Regions from separate parts of the Homo sapiens genome. Here region 2 is linked to region 1. A link is a loop called in an ENCODE intact Hi-C map of the cell type or tissue named here. Cell type or tissue: GM12878. All regions are shown on one strand. Links, peaks and the distances in the headings refer to the core of each region. The heading gives the core; the rest is flanking DNA.

What was found. A loop is a pair of places that touch in the nucleus more often than their neighbours do. Peaks named below come from ENCODE experiments on the same cell type or tissue, not always from the same donor. Only the 100,000 strongest peaks of a DNase experiment are listed, where the experiment ranks them.
Region 2: a loop joins it to region 1, with 4 times the contacts of the local background. A loop is called at or near these places in 1 of 110 quality-filtered maps.

The regions. Positions count from the first base shown.
Region 1 is chr15:54,147,000-54,154,922 of GRCh38, reverse strand. The region is part of intron 4 of UNC13C (unc-13 homolog C); the gene reads right to left. Among named protein-coding and RNA genes, the nearest start is that of UNC13C, 170 kb to the right of the region's middle. In GM12878, for the core only: no CTCF peak of the experiment used is centred there; a DNase peak (open chromatin) is centred at 4,482.
Region 2 is chr15:54,498,748-54,506,670 of GRCh38, reverse strand. It overlaps UNC13C (unc-13 homolog C), which reads right to left. Exons shown (of 33, transcript NM_001080534.3): 21 at 6,496-6,592; 22 at 5,693-5,836. Among named protein-coding and RNA genes, the nearest start is that of UNC13C, 520 kb to the right of the region's middle. In GM12878, for the core only: no CTCF peak of the experiment used is centred there; no DNase peak of the experiment used is centred there.

The sequences.
Region 1 (7,923 bases), core at 1,445-6,444:
AAAGACAGTTCTTATTATTGGAAATATCTTCTTATATTGGTCAGAAGCCTGCCTATACACAATTTCTTCAATGATCCACGTTCTGTCCAATGAGAAGCTCAGGACAATATAGTCCCTTTTATAACCTAATCTTTTGAATACTTGAAGACCTCTAACATGAATTCTCACTTGAACCTTCTCTTTTCTAGATTCAGCGTGTATGAAGGCAAAGCCTCTGTCAGCATGGTTCCCTGAACAACTATGAAGATCAAAGTGCACCCTCCTCCTCATATCTATATGTTGCATGCTTAAATTCTGAGAAATAAGGGGAAAAAACGGAAATGTTGCATGGATGAGAAATAACATTTTATTTAATTAATATACTGAAATTTGGTAGTTGTTAATTACTGTATCATAACCTAGGTTATCTTGGTTAATATACGATTTATACTCCATCTTGTTAGTTTCAGCTCATTGTTGTAATATGCTAAGATCTTTTAGACATTAATTCCATTATTAATATACTAATTATTTTCCCAGGTATATGTCACCCTTAAATTGTATAAGTATGTATTTTATATTTTTATCTTTTCCAGTTAAAAACAATCTAAGTCCATATTCATGGATTGGAAAATGTAATATTGCTAAAATGTCCATATTACCCAAAGCAATCTACAGATTCAATGCAACATGTATCAAAATACCAATAGAAAGTAGATTGGTGAATAACAGAGGCCAGGAAGAATACAGAGGAGGTGGGGAAGAAGAGAGGTTAATAGGTACAAAAATATAGTTAGATAGGGGAAATAAGACCTAGTGCTCAATAAATCAGTTGAGTGACTACAACAATATATAATTTATTATATATTTCAAAATAGCTAGTACAGAATAATTTGAATATTCCAGGCATAAAGAAAAATGTTTAAGGTAATGAGTATTTCAATTACCCTGGTTTAATTATTACATGTTATATGAATAAATCAAAATACCACAGGTACCCCTAAAATATGTACCTCTATTATATACCAATTTTTAGAAATCTATGTAAAGGCAATTCCTGAGGCATTTCAATAAGAGCCACCCCTGAGTACAATATCAATCATGAATTATCACACCTTGGGTCCAGTCATTCAACCTATTACTAGTTTATCTAGGCCATATTTTTCTAGGATATATCCTGAAATTCCTTTGCAAATATACTTTTGAAATCTAGAAATATATCTACATTTATTTGGTACATATACTTAGAAATCTTTTCAGACCAATACATAATGTAATGTTAAATTTAAAATATAATGTAAGTGTACAGTACAATATTTAATAGAACAGATCCAGAAATGAGCATTATTGATGTGTAAAATTGTATCAATTTCGCATAAAAGCAAAGCAATCAAATTCTGGAGTCAGCTAGATCTAGTTCAAATCTCAGCTCTGATACTGTCACTGATCTTGATATTTGCTTAGTGTCTGGATTTCTGAATTATCTCATCTGTAAAATATGAATAATAATTATCATACCTACCTCCAAAAGTTGCTACAAGAATTAAAGGAAGTAATGCTAAAGAATGCTCAGATATGGGTCTGTTATATTACAATATTTCAAAAAGTATTACTTATATCATAATAATTATGAATTTGAGATATACCATTTTTAAATGACATCTAAAGTGTTGCTTAATTATTTTATTTTATATTCTTTCTAAATGTTAAGACAGACTAAAAACTAAGAACTCTTAATCTGCTAGTCTTAGATAGATTTTGTCATATCTGAAAATATGGATTACAGTGCAGTTCTTTGAGCAAGTTGTTTCATATTTAAGAAAGTATATGGATTAAGCAAACTTGTTGCTTTAAATAAGAAGTGAGTAATTATTTACAAGCTTATAGCAGCAGCAGCACACATTTTTAGCAGTGATTATTTTATTGTTCTCTCTGACTACTATATAGTCTGTCTGTAAGAGGGAATCTATGTCATCTACCTTCATGGAATAAGGTATTCATTCATTAAAAGATACCTAAAAACATACTCTATATATGCTTCATTGGAAAATACAATTATCACCCTCAGTGTTCCTCTTTTTTTTTTCTCTCTAAGACTTTTATATATATTAGATGTGCCCAACAGCCATTATCAATTACAGCTTGGAAAGAACCAGTAGGTGTAGAAACCATGGCATTTCTTACACTTTCCATCTTATTTAGTGGGGTTATTTTCAGTGTTTCCCAGCTAATAGCTGGTAATTTTCTAACACAAGTGATTATTCTGCTCAATGTAACATGATATTTTCTGTAGTTACTAAACTTGCACCACTTTAAGACTGACGACTCAAACACTGCCTTCATAAAGGATGTATCAGTGGTTTTAATTTGCTACTCTTCAAACTCAAGAATATCTGGAAGGCATTAGAAGATTAAGCTTGACTCTGATGTAGCTAAGATTCATTAATTTCCTCATAAATTTAAGCCCTAGAGACTTAGGGGTCAAGATTAAGAATCTGATATATAAAGAGCTGAAATGTATACTAATATATAAATGTTGAATAAGCAAATTGAACACAGAGAAGGAAATGTGTTTCAATACAATACTTTTTTCTCATCAACAAATATACTGTCTTCAGGTTTCTTAACTAGCAATTTCATTTTTCTGAGGCTGGATTGGCCCCGCTAGCTGCCATATTAAGTTGGCACTCCTGTGATACTCAAAGCCAGAAGTGAGTACCAGCACTGGCTTGAGATTTAGACCCTGGAGTGAGAAAAAAAATTGTGAATGAGTTCATGAGGGTGAGGGGATAGAAGTAGTACTATGCTTAAGCTTATGTTGATGGCCTTAGTTTTCTAATTGAGAAAAGACTGCCTTTGGGAGTTGGGTGTGTGATGAAACTTATATCGCTAATATGCAGACGGTCTTACCAAATGCTAGTCCTTTGGAAGTGCGTGATTTGGGGTTCTTTTAAAGTACGTCTCAAATATTATGAGGTCGAGTTAGTGGCTCACAGAAATCAGGGAAAGGTAAATTTCCTATTGAGTGTGTTTTTATCGGCAGTCACCTAAAGATGAAAGGAAAAGCAGGCCCTTTCTAAGAAGCCAACCAGAGCTGTGTAGATCCATTATGGAACGCTCCAGCGCCAGGAACTGGCTAAAGGAAAGTTGTCAGAGTTGATGGCAGCTCTGATTTCCTTCCCCAAAGTAGAACCATTGTGTGCATCGTGGCTTGAAAGGGATCTTGATCTGGAATGTAAATGCTGGGTGCTGTGGCTCACTCGTATCATCCCAGCACTTTGGGAGGCCCAGGGTGGCAGATTGCCTGAGCTCAGGAGTTCAAAACCACCCTGGGCAACTTGGTGAAACCCCATCTCTACTAAAATACAAAAAAATTAGCCAGGCATGATGGCACGCGCCTGTAATCCCATCTACTCGGGAGGCTGAGGCGAGAGAATCACTTTAGCCCAGGAGGCGGAGGTTGCAGTCAGCCGAGATCAGGCCACTGCACTCCTGCTTCAGTGAGAGTGAGACTCCATCTCAGAAAAAAAAGGAATAAAAGAGTAGTTTTCATATAATGAGTAAAATTGGAGGTTCTCCTGGCTTACATGTACTAGGATTATCCTGAGGTTTCATGTTCTTAAATACTATTAAATAATGGAAGTAAAAAATGTGATTTGGGGGAATAACTTTTTTATGGTCAGCCTCCTAAAGCTCAGAAGATGGCCTCTATTACAATAGACATCAGGTTTCTTATATATGTGTGAGGATGGATGGACCTATTTTCTAATATTACCCGAAGATGGGGGAGTCTTATACAGTATCCCTGATCAACCGTGGGTAATAGTCAAATATTTTTTCCTGGGTTTATGGTCTACCACTCAGTAAGAAAGAATGTTAAGCTATAAACCCAAGCCAGAAAGAGAGATGATCAAAAAGGTGCCAATCTACAACTTGGTGAACTATGAGCTATTAGCAGCTTCAGGATGACAGCTCCATTTTCTTAATCTTCTGAGTCAGTTTTATGATTATTTTGCCACCATAAATTTAGGAATAAAATATGCCTAAAAGAAACTATTTATAATCTACCCCAAGAAAACTATGGTTTAACTAAGCCTGGTTGGGAATATAGATAGTAAATTTTATCTTAATTTCATAGATGCTGTACCAAAGTATATTTCCCACTAAATGGGTCTGGGGTTGTGAGGTCTCATAGATCCACACATTGAAGTAGTCACCCTGATGTCTGGTCTTTGTAGTTAATATCAAAAGCTAACCTAATGATCTTATGACTTTCTAAGTAGAGAAGATATCAAGTGCTCCTGAGACTAGAGAGAGCTGGAGGTAGGCCAAAATTAGATAGGCAGTCTTCTTGACCACAGGAAGCTAATGGCTCAGCAACCACTTCTTGATTCATGGGTTTTAGAAAGTTGGCGGCCTTGTGGTTAACAGTTTTCCTAATTAAGAAACTCTCTGTCTAGATTAAGCCTTTGTGCATAGGACATTATGTGCTTGCTCTGCGTGAGGACTGCAGACAGTGTGCTGAGGACTAACAGGCATGATACAATCAAGAGTCTGTGATTAGGCGTACTCCCTGAAGTCTCACATGAGGCTCCTTTCGAGCAGCTGTAACTGCCTTGTGGCATGATTGTGCCCAACACTGGCCAAGAGATGTCAAGGGTTGTTTCTCCTGTAATAATTTAAGCAAATCAACTTATTTTAAACTCCTTAGGAATTTGAAATCAAGTTGGAGGATAAGAATCTTGTTAAATCTATGCAACTTATCAAACTAATATAAGCTACAGAACTGATACCAAAAAAATAGAAACACTAAAAACAGTGATAATACTTTACCATAGTAAAAAGAGAGAGAAATAGGAATCAAGAAATATATTCAAAGCCATGTGAAAAGAGCTATAAAGTTATCCTTTGGTATCCATAGGAGATTAGTTCCAGGATCCCCTGTCAGAGACCAAAATCTGCAGATACTCAACTGCCTTATATAAAATGGCACAGTATTTGTGTATTTCCTGTGCACGTCATCCCATATACTTTAAATTATCTCTAGGTTACTTACATGACCAAATACAATGTAAATGCTACATTAACAGTTGTGATCTTGTATTTCTATTTGTGTTTCTTATTGTTGCATTGCTATTTATTATTATTGTTTAGCATATTCTCAATCAACAGCTGTTTGAATCCACAGATGTAGAACCCACAGATACAGAGGGCCAACTGTCCTTTACATTCAAGAAAAACAAGAGTCATTAAAAATATTTAGGTAGAAAGGCCCGTCCTTTAAAGACATTGATCTTTAACAGTGTAGAGATTAGATTTAATGTGGAAGAAGAAATTAACAAAGGAAGATTGGTTAGAAGATCAGTCTCAGAAGATCAGTTTGCAATTGCCTAAGTAAAAGGTACTGAGGACTAAAACTAGATCAGTGGTAATGTGAATACAAATAAGTTGAAAAAATATGGGCATGATGAGTCACTGGCTATACAGTAATGAATTATGAAAGTGGGCCCTGTTTACATCTGTTAACCCTTATAATAAGTAGAAATCTCTATTTCACTCTTACCTAACTCTATAGTGAACTCCTTCTATACCAAGTTCTCTGGAGGGAAAGGAAACTGTTCCCTAAAAATAACTAACTAAAAGGTCAAAGACCATATTAGTCCATTTTCACACTGCTATAAAAACACAACATGAGACTGGGTAATTTATAAAGAAAAGAGGTTTAACTGACTCACAGTTTTGCATGTCTGGGGAGACCTCAGGAAATGTAAAATCCTGGTAGAAGCCAAAGGGGAAGAAAGGCGTCTCTTACATGGCAGCAGGAGACAGAGAGCCAGGGACAGGGGGAATTGCCAAACACTTTTAAAGCCTCGGATCTCATGAGAACTCCCTAGCAGGAGAACAGCCTGGGGGAAACTGCCCCCCATGATCCAATCACCTCCCACCAGGTCCCTCCTTGACACATGGGGATTACAATTTGAGATGAGATTTAGGTGACACAACCAAACCATATAAAAGACAACGGCTCCTTCCTCCATGATTAAAGCACTGTGTTATGTGGGGGCTGTCATTTTCTTAATATTTGGCAAACCTGATTCAGAGCATGCAAGGATGGTGCCGTAGGGTAAACCACTGACTCAGAAGAAAGGGCAGTCGAAACAGCCCATGTCTAGGCTTAGGAGAATTTCTGACCCTTGAGAAATAGGGAAGTTATCTGAGGGAACAGGGAAGAATCAAATTAGTGGACTTGATAGGAAGAACTGAAATTAAAAGTTCTCAGCTATGAGAGATAAGACTGCTGCAATGAGAAAAGTTAGGTGAAGAGCCCCTGGAGAGTAGGAACAACTTTATCTTCTATGCTAAGTGGAAGATTTTAGGCCCTGGCTAAACATGGAAGTCAAGACTATGAAAGAGGAAGAGAGTGTGAGGATAGTAGGCAATCTCAACTTTATAGACAAATAAAAAAGCAATGTCAGTACTGTGACAGAAAATTAAAAATATGTTAAACCAGCTTTATTCCTTTGTTGAACCTAACTGACATTGAGTTCTACAACGGTAACAAAAATGGGTATTTTAATTAAGGTAAATTTAAGAAAAACAATGGAATTGTGCAGGACTTTGGATGAAAACTGGCTTGTTCACATTTACCAAGATAGTTGTTCCTGGTGATAATTGAACAACCTTGGAAATCTCAGCATACGTTTCTTATTAATATTTTTTGGTAAATGTACCTGTTTGAAAATGAGGTCAAAATAGAAGCTTCTGTTTTAATTTAACAATATCTCAGTGCCCTTTCCTTCAACAGTGTCTCTTCATTTTTCTCTGTCTCTGCATTATTTCACTTCTGCAACCACTGCCTCTTTCCTGATAAGGTTCAATCATTCTGGTAGAGGTTGAACAGAAGTTACCAGCCTAGTTCAGAATCATGGACAGAGGAATTTCACATCGGCTCAAGGAACTTAGTGCTATGAGAACTGTACTGCAGAGAAGAACTTCAATGACTAGTGAAGAAAGAAAATAAAGATGATAATATCCTCCTCAAACTGTTTTTCCCTAATCCCACCATTGCTTTATAGACTTGCCCAAATTGTGGTGCATGCAAGTCTGGTGCTTAGAGAATAGACACACACATACACACACACACACACACACACGCACACACCTTGCAATGCTTCTTATAATTCAACCACTGTTTTATAGACTTGTGGTACTTTCAGAATACACACACACACACACACCCCTTGTGATGCTTCTTATAATTCAACCAGTGGAGTTCTAATTACAAATGTCAAGGGAAAGGTAAACTTAAGTCATATATAATCAAAGCACCAAAGGAGTGTTATTCTAATTAAAAATGTGTTTCACATTTGGAGAAGGTACTCATGTGACTTTGTTCACTATCATTGAATAAAAGTAGTTTCATCAGGCTGGGCGCAGTGGCTCATGCCTGTAATCCCAGCACTTTGGGAGGCCGAGGCAGGCAGATCACGAGGTCAGGAGATCGAGACCATCCTGGCTAACATGGTGAAACCCCGTCTCTACTAAAAATACAAAAAAATGGCCGGGCGTGGTGGAGGGCGCCTGTAGTCCCAGCTACTCAGGAGGCTGAGGCAGGGGAATGGCATGAACCCGGGAGGCAGAGCTTGCAGTGAGCCGAGATTGTGCCACTGCACTCCAGTCTGGGCAACAGAGCAAGACTCCATCTCAAAAAAAAAAAAAAAAAGGTAGTTTCATCAAATTGATGCTCGGTAGCTGCCATGGGCATGTATCACTCAGATATCCCTTAGAGAGAATCTGCTGCAGGATAGTTGGGTAAAAGCCTCCAGCTGACACACCTCCAGTGTGTCATTCACCGGGTGCAGCATTCACCCCAAGGCTACACCCTCCCCAAGCTGCTCCCAACCAATGGCTAAACTTGGTGGAGATAATAGAGCTGGCTACTTG
Region 2 (7,923 bases), core at 1,944-6,943, 350 kb before region 1:
TCCAAAGAGTTAAGCTGAAGAAGAGATGTTTAATTTATAAACCTGAATTCGCTAAATTGATTATAAGCTTGCTTACACACTTTGAAAATCACAATGAAATCCTGAAATAAGAGATAACACACAGACAGAAAATCAATACTTCGTTGAAGTACACAGTAACGTGATAATATGCATCAGCTCAAATAGAAAGTTGACCTTGAAAATATAAAATCTTATCAAGCAGCAGACCAATAAATCCTGGTAAACAGATGACTGATCAGACTGAATTATCTTCAAATGTGTCTCTTCAAATTTTACTTTAGACATACTGTTCAATTACTTTGGACTTACCTATGAAATACTTATTCGTTTGTACGTATGAATACTACTCTCAATCTACAGCTTCTTGATGACATTATAAACTTGAAGAATTATTATATTGTATTGCATACACAACAACATATAAACACAAACCATAAACCTGACTTTAGGCAATCGTTGTAACTCAGACATTGTAACTTGCTTAAGGTAAAGTTTGGGCTGTGTGAAAATCCTCTACAACTTACTGCCATGTGAGATTTTTTAATTCTTATGATTCTGCTTCCCCTACATCCTACAGCTGCCGGGTGACTTGCTGAACAGCATAGATTTTGTTTTTTGCCTTTGTTATCGTTTTCTAAAGAAGAAAGAGCAAGCTGGATACCCTTTACGATAATTCTTGAAGTATGCCCTATGGCCTACAGCTTGAGTCTACTTCATAGGAAAACCTTAGTCCCTTGAATTTATGCTTAGAGACAAGGAATCCTGGGATCTCACACGTAATAGCCTACAAATGCCAATGGTTAGCAAGTCAGGATGGGCTGCAGGTAAGACAAAGTGCACAGTCATATAGAATATATCCAGCCTGGGCGACAGAGCGAGATTGTCTCAAAAAAAAAAAAAAAAAAGAATATAGCTTAAAGCTGTGTGCCTATAAGAGTTGCAAGCACACTGCCGTAATAACTCCCATCTTTACTAATGTACAATGTACACTTGAATGAGAGTGTGCAAAGTACATTTTGTGGGCAACTTCAATTTCATTCTAATTTATTCAGCTAAGTAAACCACTATCACACAATAGCTCTTTAATACTAATAAGCTGTTGCTTATGACATGCTTAACTCATTGTTTCTCGGAATGTAGTTCTGGAATCAGCACCATTATAAGCATCACCTGGGAACTTGTTGGACATGCACATTATTTGGTCCTATCCTAAATTACTGAGTCAGAAATGCCAGAGGTGGGCTCCAGCTGTCTGGGTTTTAACAAGTCTAAGGTAATTCCAATGCATACAAAGTTTGAGAACCACTATCTTAACGAATGCATGGCAGGGTGGAGGTAACTCTTCAGAGAAAAGCTGTGATGGACGGGGCACCTGGCAAGGCCTGGAACATAAGACTTCTGGGTGTGTGAGCTTAGGTCATGATTTTATCTTTGGGGAACTACTGGTCTTCAGAAGAGAGTATAGTGCAGACAGAGGGAACAAACAGCCTAGCAGGGACTGTTGCATCTTGTTCTAAAGAAATAGTCATGAGGAGTAGAGGGCTCTTTTACGGATGCCTATAAAGAGCTGCTATTCAAAAAGTTCCAGATTAAATAAAATGAAATTCTAATAGGAGTGTGGCAGTACAGAGAGTGATTCTGCTGCATTTAAAGGATTAGACAGGGTGACTGAAATATCTTTCAGCTACAATCAGTTCTGATTTGACACACAGGTACTGGTGGAGCATTGAGTGGGACGGCCATCAATTACTCAGACAAAGGCATTGTGTTTTTCTGAGCTAATGCCACCCTGTTAGGAGTGGGCTAAATATCCTGTCAACACTTCCAGTTATTCCATCTAGTGTACTGCTCTTATGATCAGTGAGATAAGAAGTGTGGTTCAAAATCCATCTTTTCATTCACATTTTATGCATGGAACAATGCAGTATTAGAGCAACACAAGGAAGACAAGAAAACTGTCATATTGTGAAGAAATGTGACTTCACGGATTTATGTAATGTATTTTAACACATCCAACATAAGATAGGGTCTCCCATTTCTGTCACCATAAATGCCTAGGTTTGACCTTAAGGGTAAAAAACAAATAGTGAGATTCTATTCTCCAAATTTCTAACTTAATTCTGATCACACCAGAATGAGAAGTGAGTATAGTTTAGTGGTTGATTCTATCTATATCATTTCAATTATTTAAACGTTTTTAGTCTGTTTCATCATGGATGGAAATTAGGGAAAATAATAGTACCCATTTAATTAGATGGTTGTGAAGAATAAGAAAATGTATAAAGTGATTAGCATATAATAATGCTCAATGAATTATCATTATTATTGTTAAAAATTAGAATTATGTTCCCAGAGAACAAGGAATAGAAATAAATATGTGTGCGTCATTTACCACAGTATCTGCAGCACCTGGCAAACAGCCAGACTCATACCCAGGACTTAATATTTGTTTATTTGTTTTTAGGCAATATTAAAAATAACATTACTTCATATCTATTTTTAAAATTAAATTACCCATACTTGTCAAGAGCAGCACTATAATCATAGGAATATTAACTACTCATGTGCCCATTTTATCACTCATCATAGCTTCTGAATGTTCTTGATATGAAATTTGAAGCATTTTGTTTGGTACCTTTTTTAGTCTTATATCCTGTTTAGTAAGAATAAATTGTCCCTTTAAATCCCATTTTAAAATGCAAAAATTTTTAAATCTCTACAGATACAATTAATGTGTCTGATCTCCAGGAGACTGTTTAAATCAATATAAATCCCATAAAGATAATGGGATTTTAGTATATTTTGATATAAGGATTCCAATACTTAGAAGCGTAGAGTTTTCAAGACTAATTAGTCAGTCACATCTGATGAAATAAAAACAAATTGCAATAGTTTGCAGTTCTTGTGAAATGGCTAATTATAGTAAACACAAACGATTTTTATCTACTTTGTTATATAAAATACAAATTATAGATAGAAATGCTGATAATGAGTTTGGGACCAGCCTGGCCAACATGGAGAAACCCTGTCTCTACTAAAAATGCAAAAAATTAGCCGGGTATGGTGGTGAACACCTGTAATCCCAGCTACTCTTGGGAGGCTGAGGCAGGAGAATCACTTGAACCCGGGAGGTGAAGGTTGCAGTGAGCGGAGATTGTGCCACTGCACTCCAGTGACAGAGTGAGACTCTGTCTCAAAAAGAAAAAAAAAAAAAAGGAAAGGCTGATAATGGTAAAATGGATTTGACTGATGTTTCTTATTTTTATATTTATGTTTAATTGATTTTGCTTTTTATTTATTATTCTGTATAGTAAGTTACTGCAAGAGTTAAAAAGAGAAATGCTGGCAAGAGATTTTTAAATCATTCCAATAAAATAGAATTTCTTTTTCAATGAAAATCACTAATTTCTTCTTTTCCAGAAAATGCTTCTCATTGTTCTTACACTATATCCTGCTGACAATTGGATATTGTTGAATTTCCATGGATTAAAAATGTTTTACTTAATTGAATTTTTTATTGCACCAATAAAAGCACACATCTCCTCAGTAATACATGGAAGCTGATTCTTTTCTTCTTGCTTCAGAGAATGTATTTTCCTGAGTGTGATTCTAATATGACCTTCCTTGTGACCTCCCACCCTTTTATACTTCCATTCAGTACATTTGGTTATACCCAAGCAGGCATATTGTGGCTATGTTCAGTATTACAGCTGAAGAAAGGTCAGAGCTACAAACGGGTGGCTGCAGCTCAGGGTCTAGGAATCTCAATTCAGCATTCTTTCTACTCTGTTACCGTGCACTCATGTCGCCCAACTTACATAACCTACCTGCCTGACTATTCTGAGGGTGAATTCTAGTTACTTTTCTAATATCAGGTACAATTATCATATGTTACTAAATATATTAACCTAAATATATTAACCCTGAGATTTTTAAATTCTCATATGAGCCTGCTTCCCCTACATCCTACAGAATTCCAAGAATAGTACGTGACATACTTTGTCAAACACTATTCCTAATGACCCAGTTTCATTCTTTTCTTGGCATTCACCCAAACACAGCTGCTCATCAAGAAAAGACTTAGAGAATTTTTAGAATTATGCTCTACAGATTTCGCTATATTGGGAAATTAGAATCATCTAAGGGGACTCAGAAAGTCATCTCTAAGAATGGTTTAAATAAATGATTACTGGCTATTATTTAATATTTTAAAAGTAGGAGGTTAGTCTTAATTAATGAAGATGAGATCAGAATATTTCATGGCAAATAAATATAATACAGTTTAGTGTCTCTCTGTCTGTCTCTGCTTCTTTATCTATATTCTGGGCCTCTTTCAACTTCTGAGATGCTCTGATTATAACATTTGACTTTGTCATAGTTGTTTGCAGCTTTGGCCCTTCCATACAAGTTTTCTGAGGTCACAGATTATGCTTATTCATGACTACATCCCTCAAGGTGGCTTATAGTGTGTGCGAGTGAGGCATATAGGCAAGCACTTGTTGAATGAACAGCCTAAAACCTCAGTCATCATTCAATCCATGGAATCAGACTTATATTTAGATCAGCCAGACATAGAACTGTGTAAGTAGTTTCCCTAAATTACTATGTTTGTTATGTCACTACCCTGCATAAAAATCTCCAAAGGTTCTGCGTTTCCTAAGTTGACCAGCACATTAAGTCTAAACTTCTCAACCTGGGAAGCAAAGTTCTTCAAGATCTGGGGTATCTTCACTCTCCCAACATTTCCTACTGCTTCTCCCCACAAGGGTTGTTTCTCCCTGCCCTTCCCATGTCAGTCTCAGCTTTACCTCTTCCTTTGTTCCCGCTATTCCTCTGGCTTAGAATACTTTTCTAACTTCTCCGTTTTAGTCTTCTATGAGCCCTGCCCTTGTCATGAAGCCTCTGTCTATTTCGGCTCTCATCAGATTTCCCTCCACTCAATTTACGGTTGATCTCACTAAGCTTGAAGCTGAATTGTGTCCCTTTTCACGTCATCTTTCAATTAGTTTATGTCATGTGGTCTTGCATATTATATGGATTTTTTCTGAGATTTGATAGACAGTGGCTGCTTCTTTTATTTCTTATATTTCCCTTGAAACTCTTGGGAAAGTAGTAAGCACATGGTAAGCCATTTTAGATTTTAAGAGGAGAAGGGGCCTTAAGATGAACTTGGTTTATCAAAATCAATATGTCAAATATGAAAACTAAATTCATAAAAAACTTGAACTATTGAGATTCAATTACAATTATTGGTTGATTTGTAATCAGAAATCAGTTTTCATGGCTCCAAGTTCAATATACATTGCACTATACTACAATGTCTGCTAAAACACTTGGCAATTTGAATGTGAAATTGCCAAGGCTTACTTTCAGCTAGAAAACACCACATTTGAAATGGGAGTAATTTGGAAATCCATGGTAATTTCTTCGATTATAAGTAACTGAGTCCTCGAAGTGAACAATAAATAGGTTTTTAAGATGATAAATCCATATTAAAGAAACAGGAAGTGTAGGAAATCAGATGGGAATCCTGGAAACAACTGAATTTACTAGTACAGAATTACAAATAAACTGGGATGGGGTGACAGAGAAGACTAACACCACAAAACAATAGCATTTTTCAGATTGCCACAGACCCAGAGAAAAAGAAGACTCATTTTATTTAACCTACCTTTGCAAATCTTCTCATTAAGTGAGATAATGCTTCAGGATTAGGGCATTCCAGTTTCTTAATAATTTCAAAGCTCTGATTCAGCTGAGCAAAGACATCAACCACGGAGCAAGAAAAGAGAGCATGCTCAGATGTCTGCTGGAACTGTGGGGAGAGGAGGTGAAACCATCCCAAACAGTACATTAGAGGCGGAATGGAAAAATCTTCACTGTTTCCCATCAACAACTGAATCTCCCGTATCACATATTTACATTTCCCAGTAATAAAATGCTTACCCACTTTAAAATCATTAATCTCCTTTTCTTGAAAGTGTGGTGGAACTAATATCATGGGGCAAGCTACTGCTAATTGGTTTTTCCACTGCTGAATTGAGGTACTGGTTCTTTTGTCTTTCATTTTCTCCACAGGCAATAGGTTAGCTTAGCAAGACGGTTGTGGCTCACGATTTTGGGAGCTGCTTCACAGGGACTGGGAGAATGTCTGCTCCTAATCTAGAAATCCTGGAAAAGTTCCAGGACAACAAAGATGTTTTGTACAAGGTTAGGAAACCTGTAGATTCAGATTAATGTAAGAATTAAAGAAAATCTTGGGAAAAATGGGTGATTGATTTTTTTTTTTTTTAATAAATGTAGGCAAGTTTCTAGGGTTCTGACCAGACCACTGAAATTGTGTTTTAAATTAATTTTGGTCACTGGGGAATGGAAACAATTAATAACAATGAGTCTAATAATTCCCATTAGGTTAAAAGTAAGCAATGTGACTGAATCATGGCAATGAACTTTCTTAAGGTAATTTAAACTCACTCCATCTTTTTTGTCTCTTCCCAGTGCTCCATGAAGGAATTCCATTGACACATCTTCGTTTTCATCTAGCCATTGCATGACAAAAGGTTCAAACCACCTATAACAAATTAATAATGTTACATACCACAAAGGACATCATTTGCATAAAATTAACAGGAATGCTGCTCTTTTTGCATATGAGAGTAATTTAGAATCAACAATCTCCTTTCATTCTCTCTTGCAGTTTTGCTTCCTCAGAGACCTTTACCTGTTCTCCATCAAATCAGTCTCCTCCTCTTTACCTCCAACCTCTACCCCCGTCTTGGTTCTTCGCATGCTGCCTCAAATATGCTTAGTTTCCAACAGTTACTCTGTAATTCCCTTCAAAATTCAAACTCTTGTAAAATGTAGACCTTGTGTGCTCTCTTCCCTATCAACGCATTTCCTCATTTTTAAATTCTTTGCCATATAGCTTCTACCCATTCACACTAATCTGTAACCGATCGTGGGTGCTTACCTCAGACTCCTTAGTTATGATCTATAATCTATGGACAACTGATTTTTGGAAATTGTGTAGGATATTTTTTTCTCCATTCTGAGCATAAATTCTTTTTTCTGTATGTGTGCCCAGTTGATCTAGCACCATTTATTTAGAACACCCTTTATTCCCCCACCGCATTGAATTTGCATCTTTGATGCAAATCAGGTCATCATGCCATACATGTGAATTGGCCTCTGGACTATTTTATTCCCTTGGTTTATTTGTTATGCACTGATATGGTTTGGATCTGTGTCCCCACCAAAACTCATGTCAAACTGTAGTCCTCAATGTTGGAGGTGGGGCCTGGTAGGAGGTGCTTTGATCATGCAGGTGGAGTTTTTATGAATAGTTTAGAACTATCCCCTTGGTGCTGTTCTTGTGATAGTGTTTGAGTTCTCATGAGATCTGGTTATTTAAAACTGTGCAGCACATCCCACCTCACTCTCTCTTGCTCCTGCTCCCCCCATGTGAGATGCCCCATTCTCTCTTTGCCTTTTGCCATGATTGAAAGCTTCCTGGGGACTTCCCAGAAGCAGAAGCCACTATGCTTCTTGTACAGCCTGCAGAACTGTGAGCCAATTAAACCTATTTATTTTTTACCTAGACTCAGGTATTTCTTTATAGCAGTGTGAGAAAGGACTGAGAAATGCATTAACATGACACTCTCTTAAGAACTCTACTTTATTAGCTAACCAATAATGTAGTTCTCCAGTTTGTAGATTGCCTTTGTATTTTTAAGCACTTTGCATTTCTACATGCATTTTAAAAGTCTTGTCAATTTGCACAAAAATATCTTTTGAAATTTGCATAGGGTTGTATTGAAACTGTAGGTCCATGTGGGGGGAATTGCTATCTTTATAATAATGCATCTTTTTAGGAATGTTACAGATTTCATTTAGTTCATCTTA